3 separate regions of the Homo sapiens genome follow, and regions 1 and 3 are each linked to region 2. The links are chromatin contacts, found by Hi-C or POLR2A ChIA-PET in ENCODE. All regions are on one chromosome and are shown on one strand. The core of a region is the stretch at or near the end of the contact, and the rest is flanking DNA. Distances in the headings are between cores, read along the strand shown.

Evidence for each region. A loop is a pair of places that touch in the nucleus more often than their neighbours do. ChIA-PET counts read pairs that join two places held with the same protein, here RNA polymerase II (POLR2A). Pooled maps may share reads with other maps.
Region 1: a pooled map shows a loop between it and region 2 (2.5-fold over the local background). The contact joins the enhancer-like site here to the promoter of SLC25A18 in region 2. A Hi-C loop is called at or near these places in 1 of 168 maps with a recorded cell type or tissue (K562), 2 of 37 single-sample maps with no recorded cell type and 5 of 50 pooled maps.
Region 3: a map of ovary shows a loop between it and region 2 (6-fold over the local background). The contact joins the promoter of MICAL3 here to the promoter of SLC25A18 in region 2. A Hi-C loop is called at or near these places in 2 of 168 maps with a recorded cell type or tissue (breast epithelium and ovary), 1 of 37 single-sample maps with no recorded cell type and 4 of 50 pooled maps. POLR2A ChIA-PET finds 5 or more read pairs at or near these places in 1 of 52 experiments (OCI-LY7).

The regions. Positions count from the first base shown.
Region 1 is chr22:17,890,247-17,894,408 of GRCh38, forward strand. It overlaps MICAL3 (microtubule associated monooxygenase, calponin and LIM domain containing 3), which reads right to left. Exons shown (of 32, transcript NM_015241.3): 11 at 3,562-3,658; 12 at 1,239-1,386. Among named protein-coding and RNA genes, the nearest start is that of MIR648, 89 kb to the right of the region's middle. Within about 2 kb of position 1,670, at least 13 of the 41 ENCODE cell types and tissues checked have a DNase peak (open chromatin) inside an H3K27ac peak, as active enhancers do.
Region 2 is chr22:17,561,510-17,565,321 of GRCh38, forward strand. It overlaps SLC25A18 (solute carrier family 25 member 18), which reads left to right and starts at 1,989. Exons shown (of 11, transcript NM_031481.3): 1 at 1,989-2,204. LOC105372850 (a long non-coding RNA gene) reads right to left here. Exons shown (of 3, transcript XR_001755420.2): 2 at 2,760-2,994; 3 at 2,188-2,604. RefSeq lists a silencer at 1,760-2,054.
Region 3 is chr22:18,022,396-18,026,560 of GRCh38, forward strand. MICAL3 (microtubule associated monooxygenase, calponin and LIM domain containing 3) reads right to left here and starts at 2,166. Exons shown (of 32, transcript NM_015241.3): 1 at 1,886-2,166. RefSeq lists a silencer at 1,894-2,303.

The DNA.
Region 1 (4,162 bases), core at 420-2,919, 330 kb after region 2:
CTGAAACTATGACCTCACTGCTGCTGAACAGTGCCGCGCTGTCCCTGTGCTGCTTTGCCTTCCTAGAAGACGGTCCCCTAACCTTCTCCAGGCGCCCCTCCACCCCCACCTGCTAGGCTCCCTCAACCACTTCTGCCTGTTCCCTTTGGAACAGAGCTGACTCACCTGCCCATCCTCTGCCACTGATCACAATCTTTCCCAAGCTGCTCTTCCTTGCCCTACCCCCTTTCTTTGGCAGGAGTGAATAAGCCCTATTTTTACTTACTTGCTATCAACTTCTGGGTGAGCTAAGTGACAGGAGCACCAGAGGTCACTTACCTCCATCCAAGCACACCAGAAATCCCCATTTGTAATCCACACTGCACAAGGCTATTTTTACCAGCTCTTGCCTTGTCAGTTTATAACCATCATATAAATAGCAACTATATCTTGTAGGATTCCTTAAGCAATCATTAAACAAAACAAACAGAAATTGGCCCCTTAAGTGGACCTAATGATGAAAAGGACAGGAAACCAAAATAATGCAACATGCTCTGCTTCTGAATCCTTCGGTTTGGCTTCCGTGGTAACAAATGCCGATGGGGGAACCTGGGTGTGCTGGTCCCCGCAGCTGACCTGGGGTCACCCTAGAACTCTGATTCTGTAGACAGGTGAGTGGAGAATGGCCAAAGGAGATGTCACTGGGATAGGTGGGTAGGACAACAGAGTATGTCTGTAAAAAACGCAGTCTTTAACACAGAGAAAATACCAATGAACCATCATAAATTGGTCAACTGTTCATGATGTTTTGCTTTGTTAGTAGTGACACATTTGCCTTGAGCTGGCCAAATGTTCTAGCCAGGTTTCCCTTGTGACCCATAGAATTTGAGAGACAGCTGGCCGAAATGAAGAGTTCAACCGGGGCCAATAAACAGTTTTCCTTTGTGGGAAGCTAACAGGCCCAGGTGGGTGTCAAAACCAGTTTTTGACTTATGAGTGTTGTGATTTTTAAAACTCAGCTATAGGAGCACAAAAAAAAAAATTGGAAAAAAACAAAAATAAAAATCATTCCTGGGTTGAGCTATATAATACATGACATACAGAGTTTCAAATATAGTGAAATCAAAATCACTGCCTTCTAGAGAAAGTATCTTACTATGTACCTCATTCTAGGAAAAAGGACAAAATGTTACTTGATAGCAGAGTGGTCTGAGATCCTTGAGGAGTATAAAAAAACACAAAGTTTGATCACAACTTACATCAGGTCAGGGCGGTATCTATGGATAATTGCACAAAGGGCCAAGCCACTTTTCCAGGACATGGTGAGATCTGTCACGTTTACCCCTGCATAGCCATCTGTCTGCCTCTGGCACCAACCCAGCAGTTTGCTTGAACGAGCTACAGACTCTAAAACAACAAAACACAGTATTATTGGAGGTGTGGTCACCTGGTAATGCTGACAGAGAATCCTCTTTGTAGGACACATGTCCCCTTTGAAAAATTACTGAGGGTAGGGACGAAACAGTCAACACTAGTTTCCATGCAAAGAAAACAGTGAGGAACAAGGTTATGCAAATGGTATCATGACAGCGAATTCTAAGAAAAGAAACTACTAGTTTATCCAGACTCTAAGGTCAACGTCCACCCCCCAGTACCCTGAGGGACCACAGCCTGACAGCCACAACCTGCTGTCCCCACGGCACTGAGGTGGAGGAGCGCCACCTACTGTGTGGCCAGCCTGGCTTACAGCAGCTCTGAGTTCCCGGACAGTCGCTGGCACCTAGCTGAGGAAGCCTACCCCCTCCAAAGTAACACTGGGAAGAGGAGAGGAGAAAAGGCTCCATTCTATAGGGTGGCACGTTCAACCCAAAGCACCCAGGCCTCGCCCTTGCACTTCCAAGGCACTGTATAACTTGCCAAGAGAAGAAGCCCTGCAGGGCTCCGCTGACAACCCTGGGGCCCCAGACCAGACAGTCCCCGAACAGAGCTTGGCACCTTGTACTATGAATTCTCAACCCTGAGAAACTGAATAGGCAAACACATGTGCTGGGATGCTTTTTACAGTTCATTGAAACGTCTTCTAAAACCCGAACAGCCTCTTTAAAAATCCTATTATTAATCACATCAGAAGAGCTCTGATATCGGCCATTCAAAAGAATCTATGAACTATTTATATCCAAGAAAGTCTGTTCCCTTACCGAGGGCAACTGAAGTTTGTACTAAGTCATTTAGTAATTTGTGAACATAAGCTAAAAACCAAGTATCATGAAAATCCTGTTTCATTTAGGTTTTTCGCCATGAAAATGTATTCTGCGATAACACATAAAACCACCTTCTGGTGCCATCTCTTGGCTCAGAAATGAGCTTTTACTCAGATCTGTCTCCTATGTGTATATCCAACCATCCAATATGTAACAGGCAACTTCAATATTCCATGCTCTAAAATAAAAACAGTGAATAAAGATACACTCTCTGCTTTCAAAGAGAAGACGCTCCAGTGGAGAAAAATGCAAATGTTTCCAACTGCCTGCTGGTCCTCACATCCACCCTGGCATCCCAATGGCACGTCAAATTCACAATGTCCAAATGACTCAAACCTCTCAACCCTCTCAGCCCTCCCTCTGCCTTGCCTACGCTGATGTAGCACCATCTACAAACACCTACCTCTTGCCCCACAAGGTGATCAATTGCCCCTGCCCATCGACTTCACCTCCTTACCATTCTCTCTCACATAACCAACAATGGCAATGACCATCCACCACAGGCCCGGCACTCATGATCACAATGTGAGGTAGACACTGCTGCCCCCACTTCACAGACAAGGAAATCGAAGTTCAGAGCTATTCAATCACCTCTTCGAGGCCGCACAATTCACCAGCAGCAAAGCTTGGCCTGGGACCCAGTTGCACCTGGCCCAAAGTCTGAGGTCTCCTCCACTGCCTCCTCCCTTCTTCATCCCCAGCATCAGGCCCAGATCTGGGCCTCCACCACCTTCAGCCTGACTATGGCGAGGTCTTTCTACCTGGTCTCCCTGCCTCTGGTACTTCCCTCCTCCAACCCCTCTCACGTGTGGCTGACCAGGTGTACTCATGTCATTCTCTTTCAAAAAAGTATTCAGGGCCTTCAATACATACAAAATCTGGAGTGGTCCTCACCTGTCACTGAATCCTGGCTATGTTGCAGGACCCAGCCAAAGACTTTTTCCACAAAGTCTTCTCCCGAAACCTTAGCTCTCACACTCTCTCCCTCTCTCCCCTCTGCCCCGCGTCTGTACCTGGTTTCTCTCTGTGCTCTCGTAACACCTCAGGCCAAGGTAATTCCGTGTGGTGGAGGCCTGTCTCGTGCACTGCGGGATGTTCAGCAGCATCCCTGGCTCCTGCCCACCCCCAATCATGACCATCAAAAATGTCCCCAGACAACTACCAAGTATCCCCTGGAGGGCAAAATCACCCTGGGTTGAGAGCCACTGTCTCAGACAGTACTTCGGCCACTGCCTCGGACCGCACCTTGTGGCTCAGGGAATGAGTATAGACTTCTCTGAAGGGGCTGCCTGCATTTTAAAAAGCCACCACCAGAACTCACCATTGCGAGTCAATTTGGGGGTGGTTCGGGAATTCACCAGGCTCTCCATTTCCAGGTGAATATCTTTTGTTTCGCCAGTATCATATAAATGGCGCACCTGGCAGAAATTTACAAAGTCAAACAGAAAGAAAATCAAATATCAAGTAACAAATTCCTACCTAAGAGCAGAATGGCTGAAAGGAAAGTCTGGGATAGAAGGCTGGGTAAAGTTCAGACAGAAGTTAGGATGATGACCTTTAAATCTTTTATGAAATAAGGTGGGGTTTGAGAAAAACAAACACATTTTAACTGTGGGACTTTGTGCTAGAAATCAGCTACACAGGGCCGGGTGCGGTGGCTCACACCTATAATCCCTATAGTTGGGGAGGCCGAGGCCAGCAGATGGCTTAAGGCTAGGAGTTTGAGACCAGTCTGGGAAACACAGGGAGGCCTCGTCTCTACAAAAAATTTAAAAATTAGCTGTAGTCCCAGCTACTTGGGAGGCTGAAGTGGGAGGATCCCTTGAGACCAGGAAGTCAAAGCTTCAGTGAGCTGAGATAGTGCCACCACACCCCAGAGAGCCTGGGCAACAAAGCAAGACTCTGTCTCAAAAAAAAAAAAA
Region 2 (3,812 bases), core at 739-3,238:
ACCACCCCGTCTGGGAGGTGTGCCCAACAGCTCATTGAGAACGGGCCATGATGACAGTGGCAGTTTTGTGGAATAGAAAGGCGGGAAAGGTGGGGAAAAGATTGAGAAATCGGATGGTTGCCGTGTCTGTGTAGAAAGAAGTAGACATGGGAGACTTTTCATTTTGTTCTGCACTAAGAAAAATTCTTCTGCCTTGGGATCCTGTTGATCGGTGACCTTACCCCCAACCCTGTGCTCTCTGAAACATGTGCTGTGTCCACTCAGGGTTAAATGGATTAAGGGCGGTGCAAGATGTGCTTTGTTAAACAGACGCTTGAAGGCAGCATGCTCGTTAAGTGTCATCACCACTCCCTAATCTCAAGTACCCAGGGACACAAACACTGCGGAAGGCCGCAGGGTCCTCTGCCTAGGAAAACCAGAGACCTTTGTTCACTTGTTTATCTGCTGACCTTCCCTCCACTATTGTCCCATGACCCTGCCAAATCCCCCTCTGTGAGAAACACCCAAGAATTATCAATAAAAAAATAAATTAAAAAAAAAAAAAGAATAACAAGAAACATCTATTCTCTGTTTTCCATACCCTAAGCTTGGTTCTAAGCACCTTATGTTCATTGACTTATTAAATTCTCACAACATGAAAAAAAAAAAAAAAGATAGGCTTTAATTTTTCTTGAGACAGGGTTTCACTCTGTTGCCCAGGCTAGGTACAGTGGCATGGTCTCAGCTCACTGCAGCCTCAATCTCCCGGGCTCAAGCAGTCCTCTCACCACAGCCTCCCAAGCAGCTGGGACTACAGGGGCACCCCACCACACCCAGCTAATTTTTTGTCTCACGATGTTGCCCAGGCTGGTCTAGAACTGAGCTCAAGTGATCTGTCTGCCTCAGCCTCCCGAAGTGCTAGGAATTACAGGCGTGAGCCACTGTGCCCGGCCTTTATTTTTTATAAGGAACTTAGCCATTTAGAGTGCTTCCAGATTTATCTTCTTCGGGCCAAAACCAGCAACAAATATATGTACCAAAAGTTAGCATCTTCCACTGGTTAACTGTTTCAAAACAGTGCAGTAGGCAGTGTAAATGTGGCTCTATTTTTGGAACTGTTACTGTTTAACGCTTGTTAAGCATCCTGGGTAAATATATCTTACACAGATAATCCTACACAGTGAGCTTCTTAAAATAAGAGCATAAAAGCTACTCGGGCAAGATTTAGGGAGACAGGAAGCTATACATTGTTACTGTAGATTAGTCTCAAAAGTTCTGATCAACTTTCTATTTTGACATTTGGAGACATCCATAGGTGCTTCTCTTGTTAAAGATTAATGTCTCTTGTCTCTAAACCAATTCGTGTTACTGGAAGGAAAGGCAACGCAAGTTTTATAAATCAGCCCCTTTGTGGGCTCCATTTTGCTATACTCTATGTTCTCTGAGAGTGCTACCAACGGAATTGAGAAAATAACCATCCAGACGGGCTATTTGGGGGCTGATCTTTACCCTGGAATCTTCCTGGAAGGTGAACGGCCTATGTCATGCAGTTGTTATGCAAGAGGTATCATGGGACCTTTCCTTCTGGGCGCTCATGGAGCCGCGGCAGAGCCCTGGGTGACCCAGCAGCAGCTGCCTGCTGTGTGGCTGCCTTCACTGTCCTCCCCCACAACTGCTGTTGATTTCTCTGCATTGACCCTGCAGATGTTTCCCTGGCCTCGTGGTGTTCCTTTGGACTTTTAAGGGACCTCTGTGCATCTATTTTAGTCCCCTTTCTGCTAGCAATGCTCACTCCCCTAGTTTCCTTAAGCAGTTTTATAAAAAACCTTCAGTGAAAAATACTAGCCAAGAAGGCGAAGGCATCTGGAAAATCCCCAGATTTGGCTATTGTGTGCTGCAATGCCAGCCCCCTTCTACAGCCATGACATGCATATCAATGCAGGTGCCCTTGAGACTCCTGCAGGTTCGAGAAAGCATGACATGCTCCCAGAATCCTGGATTTGGACTTCATTCTGGACAGCATATGACAAGGACGAGGACCCCTATTCTAGCCAGTTAAAGCTGGACAGAATTTTTAAAAGCAATGAAGCCAGTTCCTTGGATATATCCACGGGCTTTGCTTTGAGAAGGAACTGAGTAGGCAGTGAGAAGAGTCGAGTGAAGCCTGGCCCGTGAGTGCCTCAACAACTGAGATGAACGTCGACTCGCTTGCAGGCAAGTTGTCAGTAAGTATTTATTAAATACCCACCGTGAGCCTTGTACTTTGCCTAGTTACTAAGAAACCAAAAGGGGGAAAAATAGCCTCATCTGCTCAGAGTTCATAATAAACCTGTATTGTGAATACAGAATACAGAAAAACTGGACTCTAGTGAGGTGCTAGAAAGAGTGTACTGCTTAGCTGAGATAGCAGATGAAGGAAAAATATTTTTGGTTCCTCCCTGCCATGCAATCGTACCGGGAGGGTGGAGTGTTGGTGTTCTCAGCCCATTTAATTTGGATGGAGCTGCGGGCTCATCAGTTTGGGGACTGGCTTCATCGCTTGTTCTGTCCAGCAGTCGCGTCTTCTCGGACTCCTTGTTCCAGCTTGAATTCCTCTTTTGCCCTGGCTCCACTCTAAGACGAAGACTGTGTAATTCAGAAAATGCAGCGCAAGTAATTATGTCCAGTGTGATGCTAAACATTTCCCAAAGGCAGCGTAGATCTGCAGAAACTGCAGCTTGGGAGAAGTGATGGTGTTCCTCTCCCCACCACCTCAGCCTGCCCTGATCATTCTCACTCACATGATCTATTGTGATGTTCTCACAATGTAGCCTGGCCATCATCTGGGAACTTGCTGGAAATGCAGATTTTGGCATCCCGCCTAAGACCTTAAACTGAAGAAGGGCCTAGCTCTCTCTTGTAACTAGCAACAGATGCAACCTGCATGGTTCTGATGCAAACTGACCTGGAAGAATGGCCCTGGCATTTACATTTTGGTCCTTAGATGCAGGTAATCTGAGCTGAACATCTTCAAACCTGAGGCATAGCATAGAAAAAAGAATACAAACAGTTTATATAAAGTAAAAAAAATTTTTAGAAAGGACTTAAGTTGGCTGGGGCGCGGTGGCTCACACCTGTAATCCCAGCACTTTGGGAGGCCAAGGCGGGCGGATCACGAGGTCAAGAGATGGAGACCATCCTGGCTAACGTGAAACCCCATCTATACTAAAAATACAAAAAATTAGCCAGGCGTGGTAGCAGGTGTGGTAGTCCCAGCTACTCGGGAGGCTGAGGCAGGAAACTCACTTGAACCTGGGAGATGGACGTTGTAGTGAGCCAAGATTGAGCCAGTGCACTCCAGCCTGGGGGACAGAGCAAGACTCTGTCTCCAAAAAAAAAAAATCAGGCCCAGGCAACATAATGAGGCCCCACCTCTACAAAAAAATAATTGTTTTAATTAGCCAGGTTGATGGTGTGCACCTGTGATCCCAGCTACTCAGGAGGGTGAGGTGGGTGGATCGCTTGAGCCCAGGAGCCCTCCCTCGGGATGCTCTTATTTCTGCCTGCAGCCTCATTTGTCACTCTGTGCAGACTCATTCTGTTTTTGTTTTGTTTTGTTTTGTTTTGTTTTTGAGACAGTCTTGCTCTGTCACCCAGGCTGGAGTACAGTGGCACAATCTCGGTTCACTGTAAACTCCGCCCCCCCGGGTTCACGCCATTCTCCTGCCTCAGCCTCCCGAGTAGCTGGGACTACAGGTGCCTGCCACTATACCCAGCTAATTTTTTGTATTTTTTAGTAGAGACGGGGTTTTGCCATGTTGGCCAGGATGGTCTCGATCTCCTGACCTCGTGAT
Region 3 (4,165 bases), core at 916-3,415, 460 kb after region 2:
AGAGTGACTACTGCATTCCGACCTGCACCCCCACCCTTTTTTTTTTCTTTTGAGACAGAGTCTTACTCTGTCACCCAGGCTGGAGTGCAGTGGTGTGATCTTGGCTCACTGCAACCTCCACCTCCCTGGCTCAAGCTATTCTCATGCCTCAGCCTCCCGAGTAGCTGGGACTACAGGCATGCACCACCACACCTGGTTAATTTTTGTATTTTTAGTAGAGACTGAGTTTCACTATGTTGGCCAGGCTGGTCTCCAACTCCTGGCCCCAAGTGATCTGCCTACCTCGGGCTCCCAAAGTGCTGGGATTACAGGCCTGAGCCTCTGCGCCCAGCCCCCTCTTCTGCTTTCTAAGTGTCCATTCTCCTTGTAGTGAGTGGGTGGTGGGGGGATATACACATGTGACTCTGGTTAGTACATAGGCAGCCATGAAGTCCACAAATGTACAGGGAGCCACAGCTTTCATGCTACAGACTTGCAAAGGTATGCATCTGCTTTCCCCTTGCCCTGGAATATAGATCAGAACACTTCATTTAGTGAAGGGACCTGTTCCGAGAGTGATGATCCCTCCCTCGTTTGAGACACTGCCTTCATCCTGAGCTTCTTGGAGCAGCCCAAGGCCCTGCCAGCTCTCTTTGCCTGTAGCTTGTAGGCATTTATGACAGTTGCATACCCTGCCCTCCAACGGCAGCCTGAGAGACTGAACTATTACCAAGTTCACCTGGAAAAATGTCACCCTGATTGATTAGAATGGTGGGTGGCCATCTTAGCTCATTAGAATCACCTGGGAAGTTAAAAAAAAAAAATCCAGTATGCACTCCAAATTTTCCCACCACCACTCCTCCCCACAAAAAGAAAATTTAAAAAATCCCAGTGTTTGGGCCATATCCCAGACCAATTAAGTCAGAATCTCCAGGGATTGGACCCAGGTAGCAGGATTTCTAAAAATCTCCCCAGCAGCCAGGCCTGAGAGCTAATGAATAGCACCACAGGGCCCAGCCTTTCAGCCTACAGCTTGTCTCGGTTTCACCCTTTTTTCATTTCTTTACAATGAAAATTCTAAATAGTTGATCACAGTGCCAGACCAATAAGAAAGCATTTTAGGGAGGAGAGAGGAGGGAAGGGGTTGGCAGGCACGGAGAGGACTTGACACACAGAAAGCATTTTGCTATGGAGTCATAACCATTTGATTCTAAGACACATGCAGCCTCCAGAAGTCATGCGGCCCCGCCCTCTGCTTCCAGGAGGGAATGAACTTGGCCGTCCTTTTGTTGCACACGCCCGGGAGCTGCGCCGGCGCAGCGCGCCCTGCAGCCTGGGAGCGCAAGCGTGTGCGCCACTGGTCCTGGGCCACCACCGCGCGCCGCGGGCGGGTGCAGGGCCCCTCTGCCGCAGGGAAACCGGCGTTCCCCGCGCAAAGCAGCCGCTGCTCCTAATGAGCTCATGGGTTCACCGCGCTGAGCTAGCCAGAGCGGACCCGGCTTCGCCAAGGGCCTGCTGGCTGTCCTGACACCTGGCCTACCTCGGGGGTGCCTGGGTACGCTCTTCCTTTGCCTGCGGGATAGAAGCACAATGAAAATGGGGTGGACGTGGCTGGGAGACAGCCCTGCTCTCTGGCAGGCTCTGGGGAGTGTGTGGTACGTGGCATCCGCACTGGTGGGTGTCGTGCGATGATCGAGACACGGATACTGGGTGTCTTTCCCACTAGGGGAGAGAGGGCTGCGTTTAGAGGGAAACGAAATAGATCCGAGAAACACAAAGATGTCACAAAGGAAACGCTTCCCCACCATAAGCAATCTAAATAAATGATTCTTAGAAGACATCCAGCAAAACACATAACCTTGTCATTTAGATTCGCTCGCCCACAGGGGGACTGGAGGGTACTCACCGACTAGGGCTTCACAGCCGCATCACCGCCGGCGGTGGGCGCCTGCCTCGGCAGGGGCAGGGTGGGTGCCCGCAGGGCACAGGTGCCGCCGTGGCTGCTCGCACAACCCCTGCAGCTGCGATCCCGCCCAGTTAGCCTCGGGGGCTGCACAGCCCAGCCCCCTCGCCCAGGGCCCAGGGGTTCTCAGGCCGCGCGGCGAGGACGGAGGGCTGCCCCGGGTGCCTGCCTACGCGGGCGCTCCCCGCCGGGACTCCGCCGGGGCTGCAGGAGCGCGCGCTGCTGGCTGGGCGGGCTGCGGCTCCGCGCGAGCGCCGTGGCAACGCGAGCGGGCGCCCCCAGGAGGCCGCGGAGCTGCGGCGTGGGACGCTTGGGTGAGGCTCAAGCCAAAACCAAACCCAAACCATTTCTCCTCCTCCCCATCTTTTCATTTTCTCCCCTTCTTTTCATTTTCTCCCCTTCTCCAACCCCTTCCTCGACACACGTTACTAGCACCTCGAAGGTTGGAAATTCCAGCACTCTCCTGAGGCCTCTTCCCCAGCGAATCCTGCTAACCACGCAGTCGGTGTTCGCTGTGTGTTCGAGCACACACCTCCTTGCAGTGGCTTCAGCACCCAGGTCTCCGGGAGCCAGTGAAGGAACCAAGTGTTGGATACTGAGCAAGTCGCGTAACATCTGAGTAGTCGTGAAATTGAAATTTCAACGGTATAAAGGACACGACGTTGTCTTACAGATTGAAAAATGCTATAAAATGAAGTTCTTACTGTTACTATGATGATGACCCTGGAGATCAGCGCAGAGCCCTGGGGGAGGGCTACAGTTGCAAGCGCTCCAAGGATCAGATCGCGCACTCCTCCCCACCGGAGAAAACCTCTTGATGCCGGAGCCCGGGCAGCCTCTTCCACACTTCCAGCCAGCCCCTTCCACACTTCCAGCCAGCCCCGGCATTGCCACAGCCCGTGGAGCTGGACAGAAATCCACCAGGCACTAAAATAAGTTAGATGGAAGACGGGATGGATTTGACCAAATTCCTATCAGCATCTGCTCAGTATAATTGCAACATTATAATCAGAGCAGAAAGAAGCCCAGAGATTATTTTGTCTTCAAGGATCATTGGCCTCAGTATTATCTCCATCTGAAGCTGTGTTGTCCAAAGCAGATTGACTCCAGCCGGCCAGCTCAGAAGAGGGCCGACTCTGGGCTGGCGACTCCTTGAGAAGGGCTCTCTCTGGTCCCAGGTGGTATTTACTTAACCGTATCATCATCTGCTTCATTCGTGTTCCCTTCATGTCCATCATGTGAGGACGGGAACTGACAGGGCCAGGGTGTCGGCTCAGAGGCAATCTCTGCTCATCCTCTAGAGCCCCACTTCATCACCCAGCCACTCTGTCCACTGTCTCCCCACCTACAAACCTGCAGGTGTTCTGCCCCAGTACTAGAATAAGGGAACACATTTTTACTGAGCTCTGACAATGTGACTGGGCTTTTCAGGAGCTATTTCATTTAATTTTTAATGTAAAACATTGTTTTACATATTAAGAACCTAAAAGCACAAACAGTAAGTAACTTGCTTGTGGAAGCTTATGCAGCGAGATAAGTGGTAAAGCTGCAATTCCCAGTTTTGTTTGATGCCACAGCTGAAGGTGCAAGGCCATCTGGGCACGGCCTGAGTGGATATTAGGGAAAAATGCCCTAAAAGGTCCAGAATCTCTAATAATTTCTCCTACTTCTCATTTTATTTTATTTTTGACGCTGGAGTTTTTTTTTTTTTTTTGAGTCAGGATCTTGCTCTATTGCCCAGGCTGGAGGGCAGTGGTGCAATTTCAGCTCACTGCAACCTCTGCCTCCCAAGTTCAAGCGATTCTCCTGCCTCAGCCTCCTGCATAGCTGGGACTACAGGCATGCACCACCATACCCAGCTAATTTTTGTGGAGATGGGGTTTTGCCACATGGCCCAGGCTGGTCTCAAACTCCTGAGCTCAAGCGATCTGCCCTCATCAGCCTCCCAAAGTGCTGGGATAACAGGCATGAGCCACTGCACTAGGCGAAAACGTTTATTTTAGAAAAACTGAAAAATATAGAAACATAAAGGAAGAAAAGCATTCATAATCTCATCACCTAGAGAAAGCCATTAGTAATATTCATATTTCTTTCCAGTCTTTTTTCTAGCTTTCTAGCTTTAAACTAAGTTGAGATAAAACCACACACACACACACACAGACACACAAGTGCATCCTGCTTTTTGTTAAAAATAACTTTGTGGGAAATTCTTCCTCCTTTGAG